Linked DNA regions of Homo sapiens: region 1 is linked to region 2. Evidence: chromatin contacts called from ENCODE Hi-C or POLR2A ChIA-PET data. All regions are on one chromosome and are shown on one strand. Each heading gives the region's core, a stretch centred on a gene start or an enhancer-like site at or near the end of the contact. The rest is flanking DNA. Distances are from core to core; before and after follow the strand shown. Region 1 overlaps TBC1D22A (TBC1 domain family member 22A). Region 2 overlaps TBC1D22A (TBC1 domain family member 22A).

What was found. A loop is a pair of places that touch in the nucleus more often than their neighbours do. ChIA-PET counts read pairs that join two places held with the same protein, here RNA polymerase II (POLR2A). Pooled maps may share reads with other maps.
Region 1: a loop to region 2 is called in a map of SK-MEL-5, with 3 times the contacts of the local background. The contact joins two enhancer-like sites. A Hi-C loop is called at or near these places in 2 of 168 maps with a recorded cell type or tissue (DLD1 and SK-MEL-5) and 2 of 50 pooled maps. POLR2A ChIA-PET finds 5 or more read pairs at or near these places in 3 of 52 experiments (Panc1, activated CD8-positive, alpha-beta memory T cell and activated T-cell).

The regions. Positions count from the first base shown.
Region 1 is chr22:46,878,361-46,884,245 of GRCh38, forward strand. It overlaps TBC1D22A (TBC1 domain family member 22A), which reads left to right. Exons shown (of 13, transcript NM_014346.5): 5 at 293-363. Among named protein-coding and RNA genes, the nearest start is that of TBC1D22A-AS1, 35 kb to the right of the region's middle. Within about 2 kb of position 3,196, at least 2 of the 41 ENCODE cell types and tissues checked have a DNase peak (open chromatin) inside an H3K27ac peak, as active enhancers do.
Region 2 is chr22:46,826,472-46,832,422 of GRCh38, forward strand. The region is part of intron 4 of TBC1D22A (TBC1 domain family member 22A); the gene reads left to right. Among named protein-coding and RNA genes, the nearest start is that of TBC1D22A, 67 kb to the left of the region's middle. RefSeq lists a silencer at 775-933. Within about 2 kb of position 4,007, at least 12 of the 41 ENCODE cell types and tissues checked have a DNase peak (open chromatin) inside an H3K27ac peak, as active enhancers do.

The DNA.
Region 1 (5,885 bases), core at 1,946-4,445, 51 kb after region 2:
ACTCTGGACTTCTCTGGTTGAAGGAGGAAGGGATCATGGGGCCTCACGTGTTCCAGGGTAGCTCCAGGATTCTGTTGTAAACAGGTAACCTGTAGCTTGGTTTGAATAGAATGGTCACTTACCTTCTCTCAGATATTGAAATCAATCGTATCTGAAATGTTGATGATTTAGTTTAATTTGTTTATGGGGCTCCTTGCCTCCTAATTAAACAGGTGGAATGTGTTAAAGCACTGGGGAGGTTTGCTAACCTTTTGCAAATCTTGTTTTTCCTTGTCTCTTTTTTCATCAACAGAGGAATTACGGAGGTTGAGCTGGTCCGGAATCCCTAAGCCAGTGCGTCCAATGACGTGGAAGCTCCTCTCAGTAAGTCCCACCGCACCGCCCATCAGCGCCTCCTTCCTGTGCACAGGGACTGCAGGCGTCTGGCCTGAGTAGGGCCTGACAGCCACAGCCCACGGGTTTGCCTTGGCTTTGTTGCAGTGATAAAGGCCTTTGCTATGGCTAAGCTGACATTTTCCATTCTTTGCTTAATTTTAAGCTTGGTTTGACAGGACTGGCAGAAAACAAGAATAGGTAATAATTATGACAACTATATTTTTTCCTCAGATTTTATTAGAAAATCTTTCTATGTTCCAGCCTGTGATATAGAAAGGTTTCAGCATAGATGGTTGTTTCAACTCCGAGGAGTTGAAACAGGGAAATATGTTTTAAATTTGTTTCAAATATGCTGAAAACAAGGACATATGTTTGACCAAGTTTTTTTTTTTTTTTTTGTAAGTATTAGTAGCGCTGTTAGGAAAAGAGAAGAAATGGATGAGACAAGTGGTTTGTGTTTCTGTGGGTGAGAGAAGTGGTTTGTGTTTCTGTGGTGGAGTGTGGAGTTCTGGCTGCCGCAGCTCTGGCGCTCAGCTGCCGGTCTGGAAGTCCTTGGGGAAAGGTTGGGGTAGGCGGTGGTGACATCAGCAATGCCCTCGTACACTTAGCTCAGGCTTGCCGTTGGAAGTGAGTTTGGCCCTGCCCACCATTTCAGAATTGTTTATAGACAGTTTTCTTCTCTTTTCCTTTTTCATTATTTTTGGAGCTAAGTCAATAGGGAGCTCTAAGTGTTTACTCTAAACTGGGTCTGACTTTTAGTATTTAAGACTCTTTCTGGCTAATGAGCCTTAATAAGTTTGCAGCTTAGTACCTCGTAATCCTAAATGCAGACGCAGCTCTGAACAGCGAATATTTATTGATTAAATATTCTTTTGCAATTAAAATTAGACTTGCTGCCATTGCTTATGTTTTTGTTTTGTGCTTTTTTATTTTAACCTAGTTTTCCAGTTTATATCCAGTTTTCTAAATGTCCCCTAAGATAGGTTGCAGACTTCTCAGGTTGGTTTGTAGGAAGTTATGATGAAAACACCGAATTGCCGTTTTCTATTTATTAAGGATGTGCCGTGTCTAGGGGGAAAGTCTCATGTGAGTTATTTTATACTGTGCTTTCTCCTCTAATTCTCAGCCTCTGCGGGTTGTGGTTCCGCTTCCCTAATGTGTGTAGCACAGGGGTTGATGTGGACATGGACACTCTGATTTCAGTAGACAGAGGAGCACAAGGGGAGGTGACAGCCCCACTCTGCTGGTTGTGGACAGGAGGGCAGGTGGGTGTAGGTGGAGTCTGACCCAGGAACCCCGGCGAGGCAAGTGAGAGTGTGAACCCAGGAGATCTGAGACTGGTCTCAGTTGATTTAGAAAGTTTATTTTGCCAAGGTTGAGGGCGCACTGGCGACGCAGCCTTAGGAGATCCTGACGACATGTGCCCAAGGTGGTCGGGGCACAGCTTGGTTTTATACACTTAGGGAGACATGAGACATCCATCAGTACATGTAAGAAGTGGCGAGGGAGCTTCCAGGTCACAGATAGGTGATACACGAATGGTTACATTCTTTTGAGTTTCTGATTAGCCTTTCCAAAGGAGGCAAATCAGGTGTGCATCTGTCTCAGTGAGCAGAGGAGTGACTTTGAATAAAATGGGAGGCAGGTTTGCCCTAAGCAGTTTCTAGCTTGAGTTTTTTATAGTGATCTTGGGGGCCCAAGCATTTTCCTTCACAAGAGAAAGCCTGAGCATTCTCAGAGCGTTGACTTATGAAGGGACAGGCACATGTAGTCCTTTAACCATCATAGCTTGCAGGGGCCTTTGCTTGGGAGACGGAGATGAATTAGACACTAGCCTGCCATTAGGAGGAGGTCGGGTGCTGCAGACTTGTGGTGGGACAGTGGTGGTGGAGGCCAGACTGCATGCTATAGGATGGACAGGACACGAGTATGAACCAGGGGGTGGAGGAGTACCACAGCGTGGGGGCAGTTTAGTACAGAGGGTCAGCTTCTGCTAAGAGGGGACTTCACACCTGGGATCTGCATGGCCATGGCAGGTGGGGAAGGAGGGGAGGGTGTGGAGACTTGCAGTCACAAGGGATACGGATGAACGTGGTGGTTCTTGGCCCTCTCAGGGCTTGGATTGACAGATGAGTAGGAAATAAATGTTAGATCAGGGAGCAAAGCTTGTCGTTGCAAATGTTGGGTGCTAAGAAAGGGTTCATGAGGATGCCAAGTAAGGCTTCTTGGGGAAGGTGGCATCTTACGTGGCATCTCAAAAGTGTTGTTAGTGTTCTCTCTGCTAGTGGGAAGTGGGGAGGCCATGAGAGCTGGGGCACACAGTAGGGGTGGGACAAGCAGGAACACAGGCTGGGGTAGAGGGGCCCAAGAGGAGACCAGGTGACAGCCGCCCTACTGCCATCCCTACCCACCCCATTGCTTGGGTTTTATTCTGAAGGAGAAACTGGGAGTGGTGAGCCTGTGTTTCTGGAAGAGTAAAGCCTTGAAAGAGCCGTTGGTTGGTTCATTCATTCATCCATTCATTCATCCATTGGCATTTATTGAGCACTTTGTGTTTTAGGCACTGTGTCGGGTGCTGGGAAATAGCAGGCAGGGAAGAAGACCAAGTCGTCCCCCTGGGGCCTGCAGAACAGATAGTAGAAGGCCTGCCTTTTTCTCTTGCCCCCTCCAACCCCGACAGACCTAGGCTACGTGGAGACGGATCCCATTCTCTCAGGATCTTATTCCTGTGCTCCCAGTGCACTGCTGCCCTGTGTCTGTCCCTTACTGAGTGCTTGCCGTGCGTCAGACCACGCATTCAGAGATTCTTGTGGACAGGCGTGTGGCAGGCAACTCAGGGAACAGGCTGTTCTTGCCCAGTGTCTGGCTCGTAGGAGCAGTGCTGGTTGTAAGGGGAGGCTGCTCTTGGCAGGCTCTTGGGAGGGGACTAGAGCTGGGACAGGAAGAACTGGGAAGGGACAGGTAAGGGAGTTGAGGGGCCAAAGGCTACAGGGGTGGAGTAAGAGGACTCTGGCAGCTAGAGTAGGGGGCAAGCGTTGGTTCTTTTTCCGGGAACAAGTGCTCACTGTGCATTTGCCATGCTCCATGCCCTGTGTTGGTGAGCACTGATGCCATCCAGCTCCCCAGGCAGTCATGCTGCACCATGGCTCTGGGCCTTCTGTAAGAGGAGAGATCTGGGAGCACAGTGCACAATGCGAGTCACCCATCCCTGAGTCAGCATGTGCTGCTCACACATCTGCCCTCAGCCAGGCCCTCTGCAGGTGCTGGGGTTACAAGAACCTCTGGGACAATGGTGGGTACTGGGAACTCAGCAGGGAAGGGGTCTCCCCAATCAAGGATGCCTCTTTATCATTCCCTGAATCCCAAGGTTTAAACCTGGCTTCCCATTCAACTCTCCTGGGAGCTTTTCCCGATCCTGGTGTCCGGGCCCACGAAGCAAATTGGAATCTCTAGGGTGGACTCAGGCATCAGGGTGTTGACTGACTCTAGCATGCTGTGAACCATGCAGTCCACAGAGTGCCTACCCTGCGGCTAGGCAGGGAATGGGAGGCGAGGGTGTGGGAGGTTCAGGCCTGCCTTCTTCACCTGTGGGTTTCCATTCTGGTCACATGTCATTATCACCTTTGGAGCTCAGGAAATACTGTTACGTCGGTTCTTGGGGGTTCTCACGTGTGCCCAGGGCTGAAGACGGCTGCTCTAAGACACTCAGGCTCCAGTGGGGCAAGGTGGGGCATACATGAGCCAACTGGGAAGCAGGTCATTGAAAGTTATGCGCTATGCCCGCCACTGCAGGCAGCACACACCTGGGCTGAGGTACCAGGGCAGGAGAGCTGGCCTGGGGCGTTGGAGGGCCTGCGTTGGAGGAGAGAGGCTGAGTGAGACTCGCTGAGAGCCATGAGCGTGTTGTCTGGGAGGGTTCGGGTGAGCAGGGTAAGATGGGAGGGATTTATCCCAGTCTGTGAGTCCTTCCAGGATCCAGAGGTTAACAGTTACGCCCAGAATTGAGAATTTATCATTTGTCCAGCTTAAAAAGGCAGATAACCAAAGAGGCAGATAACCAAAGCTGTGCTTGAATGGGAACCTATTTCAGGGTCTGGCAAACATCATGACTCTTTTTCATTGTGTTTATGATTTGTCATTAACATGATTCTAGTAGCCTTATTTTTAATTGATGAGTGGGCAGTGCCACTTCAATGAAGAAGGACGAGAAACATGACTTGGCATTTATGAAAAACTAACATCTAGTCTAGAACATACCATTAAGCCACTAGTAATACTACTTAATGTTTACATTTTATGCAAGCAGGGTAGTAACTTTTTAAAAATTACTGCTATACAGAATCATATTTCTGGCTCTTTTTTAAATAAGTATTTCAGAAACGTGGCACAAAAACTACTTAAACATCGAACATTTGCATTAGTGAGTCTAATGGTTAAAAATGATGAGTGAAGCTCCAGTATTATCTTTGTTTTTGCAGTTTATTGAGGTAGGTTTGCATAGGAACACAGTGGGAGGGAACAATTTGATTTTTGTGTCACCGGGACAATTTAGATATAAGTATATGCATGCATTGTTTTACATTTATGATGAGTGTTTTTATAGCATGCTAATACAGCAATTAAGTTTTCTGTAGTTCTGTCATTTAAAATTCATTGCATACTTGAATGTATTTCATTTGCATAATTTCTAGTCTTGCTTAATTATTGAAAGGCCTCAACTTGCATATGTGTGTTTTCCTTTAGGGATGGGAGTGTCAGGAGCACGTGTAGGGTTTTTATTGCCTGCATTCCGATGATGACGTGCTTGCCTTTTAGAATTTGTGTTTCAAGTTAATTTACATTTTGGGGAGTGGGAAGTATTTCTGAGAGCCCTCTTGCAAGTTCACTATGGATTTTTTGTTGCCACTGAACGCAGTTGATGTCAGGCTGCCTACACCACGGCCTAGCTGATCACCCCTGCTGGCCCACGCTGCCCTGTGTTGAAGGCTGGGCCCCTTCACTGGCACACAGGCCTTCTCTCCTGGCTGCTGCACACAGCTTCACACCCATCATTGGCCAGGCTCTGTTTCCGGCCTTGCCCCTAGCCAACCCGGACACATTTCCCTGTGTCCTCTGTGCTCCGTCTCTTTCTCTCCACCTCTGTCTTCTCCACTATCAAAACCAAACCCAGAAGTGTATGCTTGGTCTTACTTGTCCCAAGTGAGCACACGCATCTTTCTCCCTGAGTCTCAGGGCTGTGGCCACCTTTGGGTCTGACAGGATCTCTGCACGTCGTGATCACTCTTGCACTCAGCGAGGAAGGACTGAGGTTCCGTTGTGGGGCAAACAGCGTTCCAAGCCCTTGGACGAACATTCCGCCCTCGTGGACCTCACATTTTGGTGGGAGAAGACAAACAATACACCGAGAAGTAGATTTGATGTGCTGTGGAATGTGAGGAGTGCTGTAGGAAAAGGGCTGGGATCAGCTTGGTGGGATGGTGAGGGCCGAGGAGGGGAAGGGGCTGTTGAAG
Region 2 (5,951 bases), core at 2,757-5,256:
TTTCACATCTTATGGGCCATCTGTGTTTCTGCTGTCAATTTCCTGAGCGGATTTTTCGCTGATGGTTTTGTCTTGTCCTAGTGTGTTTGGGAGAGGGCTTTTCGTGTCCTGGTGTCCTGGAAGGTGGATGGGATGCAGGTGGAGCTTGGGCACCCAGGGCTCCTGTGAGGCTCAGCAGGGCCAGCCTGGGTGGAAGCGAGGTCCCGGAGACTGTCCCGGAGCTTGCTTGAGTGCTATGGTCCTACAAAGTGAAGTGTTGTACCCATTTTAGAGATGAGGACATGAGTTTCAGAGGGGTGACTGGACAATCCCATAGCACCCACGCAGCAGAGTCAGGATTTGAACCTGGGCAGACGCTTGCCCCATCCAGAGTGAAACTTGTGGACGCTGTGCAGGACGGTTCCTGGCTTGCAGTCAGCACTCAGATAGCTGTTGAATGAATACACGAAAACGTAAATCTGGTTTTAGTTTCCGTTTTTTTTTTTTTGAAAGACAGATTAGCTCACTGTAAAATCTGTTTTTCTTCCTTTGCCAGGAAGCCATCAACAGAGACTCTTTCCTCTATCCTGTTGTAGAGTTGATTGACAGGGTTCTTTGTGCCTGGAAAGCAAATTATGTTAAAATTATCTTCACGACCTATTTATAAGTGCCACGATTCCTCAGCACTCTTTGGTTATAATCTGTGTCCTCAGGTGAGTGGGGTCTCCCGGGTCCCATGGCGCCCCCTGCCTGTTCAGGTCAGGCTTCTAACTTACCTTGGAGAGTGCTCTGCCCGCCGTCACCACGCGATGGTGTTGTGACCTCACGTGGGGCAAGTCATGCAGGCCGAGTCGGCGTTCCTGAGCTCCCATGCAGCGAATGCATCACCTCGGGAGAAAACTGTGTTCAATGTCCTCTTAATGACGTTGGCATTTTCACCATCGGTGCAGCTTGTGTTTCTAAAACATGACTACCTCACCCACATTGCCTATCCCTAAGGCATTTCAGCCACCCAGAGCCCCTTCGGAATCTGCTTTCCTTTCTCACGGACTTACCTTTTGAACATGCGTGTACCAAATGGTATTTTATAAGTCGTAGTCTTCTCGTATCAAAACGAGTCCTGGCCGCCAGCAGAACGTCTGATCAGCCTAGGTGATCGGCCTGCCCAGAGAGAGCTGCTGTCATTTCCACTTGAGGATGCGTGTGGGCTTGGTCACTTTGTGCAGCCTGGTGGTGTGAGTGAGGTCTCAGCCTTAGGTGGGCTTCTGAAGGGTGACCTATGACTCCTCTCTTCTCTGAGAGTACCTGGGTGGAGCGTACTGGGGTCCCAGGATGATGGATGATGGGCCACTTTCTACTGGGGCGGGCAGTGAAGACTTCATCTGGAGGTGCTTGTCTTATCCGCAGGGACTGTCTGTCTCAACCACGTGAGCAGCGTTAAGGCCGCTCTGCAGCTCTTTGTGCGGATATATGGCATGGGTGCTCCCCTTTGTGCTCCCCACCCTAACACAATCTCAAGTGTTGTTAGGCCTGTGCGTCGTGCAGTGTAATTTCCCCACAAGGTGTCACTGCAGATTATTCCCAGGACTTTCACGCCCCAGGGACTTCCGTGTGCCATTGACTAAGATTAGAAGCATCTTGAGGCCAGGGGGCTGCTCCACACTCCCGTGCCTTCCAACACAGCAGAGGTTCTGGTGCAGCGTCAGGACTCCAGTGGGATTTTTCTTTTGTATTTGAGAGAATGGATGGAGGTGGGATACATTTGCTCAGCATGATTTCTCACCCACGGATTAATAAATATATGTAAGTGTGATAAAGTTAAAAAATGGAGGCCTCATAATTCTGCAGGAAGAAAGACAAAGGAATTAAAGATTGAAAAGGCAAGAAGCCTTTGAAGCAGCCTGTTGTCCTCTTAGTTGTTCACATTCTGGTTCTAACAACATGTCCACTTGAAGAACTACCTGGGCCACTGCGAGATGTTTGTCACTGTGAGATGTTTGTCTGTTGCATTTCTCTACCCACTCCCACGGCCTGTCCTGGAGTTCACACTCTCCCTGTCTCTGGCCTGGGCCGCTTTGGGAGTCTCCCGTCTGGCCCAAGGGCGTCCAGCTTACCTCTTCCTGCCCGTCTCCCACAGGAGATCTTGTTAGAGGCCAGTCTGCTTACCTGAGCTTCTGCTTTCAGATCCTTGGTTAGCCTCCTGCATGGAGCTCAGAGTCCAGACTCCTCAGCCTGGGACAGGAGGCCACACCTCTCACCACCTCCCACTTAGGCCTTCTCCCACCCTCCTGTCTCTGTTTGGACTGTTCTCTGCCACCCACTGTCACTCTAGCCACATGGGCTCATCTCTGCTCTTCAGGTGAGCTGTGCACATGTGCACACACAGATACACGCCCTCACGTTGAGCGCTCATTTCCTTTGTGCCTGGTGCTGTTCTTAGTACCTCATGGGTCTTATTTCATACTTGAAACGACCTACATGGCAGGTTCTATATTGTCTGTTTCAGATGAGCTAGAGGCACTGATACAGTAAACAAAGTCCTTAAGGTCACACACTCTCCAATGTCACAGGTCTGGGATGAGAGCCCAGATGTGTCCCCCACCCCCTCCACATTTCTGCTGGTGGTCAGGGGTGGGGGTTTCCCTGCTTCGCTTCTGTGCATTCTCCAAGTGTCGGATCAAATAGCACCTCCTCTTTGTGGCTCTTTTTTCTTTGACTCTTCTCTCTGTCCTTACAAAATTAATTGTGCAGTAATCAAACGCATTGTTTCATAGTTACTTGTGGCCTGGGCTGTGAGCCCTCAGGGTAGGGGTGCATCTTATTCATCTTCAGGTTCCGTGGTTCAGGGCACATATTACGTAGGTACCTGGTGAAATTAGGTAATGTTTGGGATGTCTTGAAAATGTATGTTGTGGAACTCACCCCCTTCATGGCCTGGTGAGTAGGGGTTTGTGAGGGATGGTCCTGTTGTTGCTTCTCTCTTCCTGTGCTCCCTGATGCTCCTGAAGTCACCTCTGCTTTTGCTGCTGATTAGAGACAGAACTCTTCTAACCGACTTACTAGCACGGAGAGAATACATCTGCTTCACATTGCTGCCAAGTTAATACTGCATCTGGGAAGGCCAGAGAAAAACCAAGTTAAGAGAATCTTACTGCATAATTTATGAAAGACTGAGTCATAAAATAAGCATTTACAGTGGCCTGTTTGCCCAAGGTAGGGAATGCTAATGCAGCTATTATTCATCCCGATGGGGCCAGCGGCGTTTCTATGCCTCCAAAAGGTCTTCTGGCTCTTAGTTGCCTCCATGGATTTCTGAGGTTATCTCTAGCCTTTGTTTCCAAAATTGGCTCTTTTCCTGTTTGGGGGCCGGAGGTTTGGAGTTCAGTGCCGCGTGAAACAATTTTGTAGGAACTGTGTGTGTTGATATTTCTAAACAATGGAGGTCGTAAAGAAAAAAATCCCAAGACACCAGATTCAGTGCCAGCTCAGTACTAGGCACCATGAAAGGAGCAGGGGTACACAGGGAAATGAGACTGGCTTTGTTCCCAAGGCGCTGTGCTCGGCGAGAGACAGAATGTCTGCCTGGTGCTGTGAGCGCAGAGCCCTGGGTGGGGAAAGGATCTGAAGTGGAGACATTTCCCAGTTGCTGATGGTACAGCAGGGCTGGAAGGGTGTGGAGCTGGGCATAGGTATTGTGGGCATCAGGCGTGCCGCACCCAAGGCGGGAATGCATGGGGACGCTGAGGCGAGTGACTGGAGGCAGGCTGGCATGGTGGATGGTCTGCTTTCTGAAGGCTTGTGGTTGCCAGGCCTGAGAGTGACTGCTCATCGTATGTGACTTCTCTCCACTCACACTACTTCCCATCACCCTTCGAGCCCCTGGAGGGTAGGGCCCTATTCTCAATAAATGACAGATCAGTGATTGCAGTGTTTCCAGCAGCCCTCAGATCTCCCAGGGCTAGAAATCGCAGGGCGTCATGTTGCATGTAGGCTGCAAGCTGTGAGCAGCTCTGTGTGTGTCCTCATTCCAGCCCTGGCTGGAAAGTGCAGTCTGTCTGGGACCGCTCCCATGGCACAGAGCAGAAGCAAAGGGCTGGTGGAAGGTCCCAGTGCCTCTTTGAGCTTTGCCAGGACAGTGTGTGTCACATCACTTTCCGTGGGCCAGCTGATGGCACAAGGCCAAGCCCAACATCAATGGGCAGGAATGTATAATCCTTTTACAGGGAAGTGAATCTTCAAGAACAGTGATACAGGCTGCTACTCAGAGCACTTGAAGGATTTGAATCTGGGAAGTAATGTGATCCTATTTATAATTTTTAGAAAGTTCATTCTGGTGCAAGTGGCCTGGAAAAGTGCAGATAGATTCAGGGTCAGCGTAGGTGGGAAATACATTTATAGCTGCCTGTGCCGAGCGGGCTCTGGGCAGAGGGTCAAGCTGTTGGAGTGGGGATGCTGAAGAAAGAAAAGCTTTAAGAGGTATCTCCGAGGAAGATGGAGTCAGAGAATCTAGTGACTGGTGGTGTGAGGGAGCCTCAGGGTCCCAGTGAGTCATGCTGGGCATTGGAGTCACGGTGGATGACAGTGACCTCATCTAAGAGGACACGAGAGGAAGAGCAGATTGGGCAGGCCGAAGGCATTTGATGTTGGCCACTGGGTCCTGGCACCATGAGAATGGAGGTGTTGGTGGACGAAATCACCCAGTGGGCTCTTGTCAGGCAGGAGCAGAGAGCATGGACAGAGCCCACCCCTGACATTTCCATAGGAGGGAGGATGCTGACGTGGAGGACCTCCTGTGTGTCTGACATTGTTGCAGGAGTCTCTGTAGAGTCTCCTGTTGGATTTCCAGCAACTCTCCAGAGTAGATTCTCTTTACCACTGTTTCGTTTAACGGTTGTGGGAACCGAGGCCCACAGAGGTCAAGATACCTGCTCCAAGGTCATCCAGCAGATGAGCCTGAACCTGCAGTAACTCCCGGACTCGGAGCACAAGCACGTGGCTTGTGTGTTCCTTCTCAAGTAGGACCACTCCTGGTGTCCTTTGGTTCAAGATCATATCTAGTATATAATGAAATTTTGTTTTATGCAGTTTTTCAAGTGAGTTCACACCCATGGTCTGATTGAAAAAGTAATTAGTATTCCTATTAGAGCTTACCAAACAATCCCCTGATACGTGAGCATCCACAGAGGAACAGAGCAGCACTGTGTTTGTGATCTTTGATTTATAGCTGCCTGTGCCCAGCGGGCTCTGGCAGAAGGCTATAAATAAAATTAAAATAAATGGAAACAATGCACCTATAAATTGGGTTGCAGGAACCTCCAATTACCTTTTAGAGGAAATCCCCAATAAAATGCTGTTTGGCAATCCGTTTGAAAGAGAAGGAGCGATAGATCATCGTGGCGAAGTCAGGAAAGTGAAGGACAGGATACAATGTTGGAATGTTTCAAATATTAAAATTAGCTGATTCCAGTGAATTGCTGTTTGGTGTTATCAATGTTGGAAGGTCCTTTCCCCCCTCATTATTATTGTATCTTTCCAAGTGGGATAAAAGCCATCAGTTGCAAGTGCAGGATTTTAGGGAGGCAAGTCAGTATTTCTCTTATTCCTTTTGTTTTTTGAGTCAACTTCTCGGCTTCATGTTCTGGAAAATGGTGGGGGCCCAGCAAGAGGCTGGGTTTGGGCAGGATGTCTGGCCTGATTTTGCCCTTGTATCTGAGAGACAGTCCATGCATCATGGCAGGGAAGGGCCAAACTGGAGACCAGGTGGCCATGGGGCAGATCCAGAGCGGGAGCTGTGGGCCTGTGTGTGGGGAAGTCACGTTGTCTCTCTTTAGAAATCTTGTTATGCCCTTCTTAATTGTGTCCCAGAAAGTTATGATTTATGGAAAAGAGTACGTTTTCTTTTAAAATATGTTGGCTGGGGCCGGGCGCAGTGGCTCACGCCTGTAATCCCAGCACTTTGAGAGGCTGAAGTG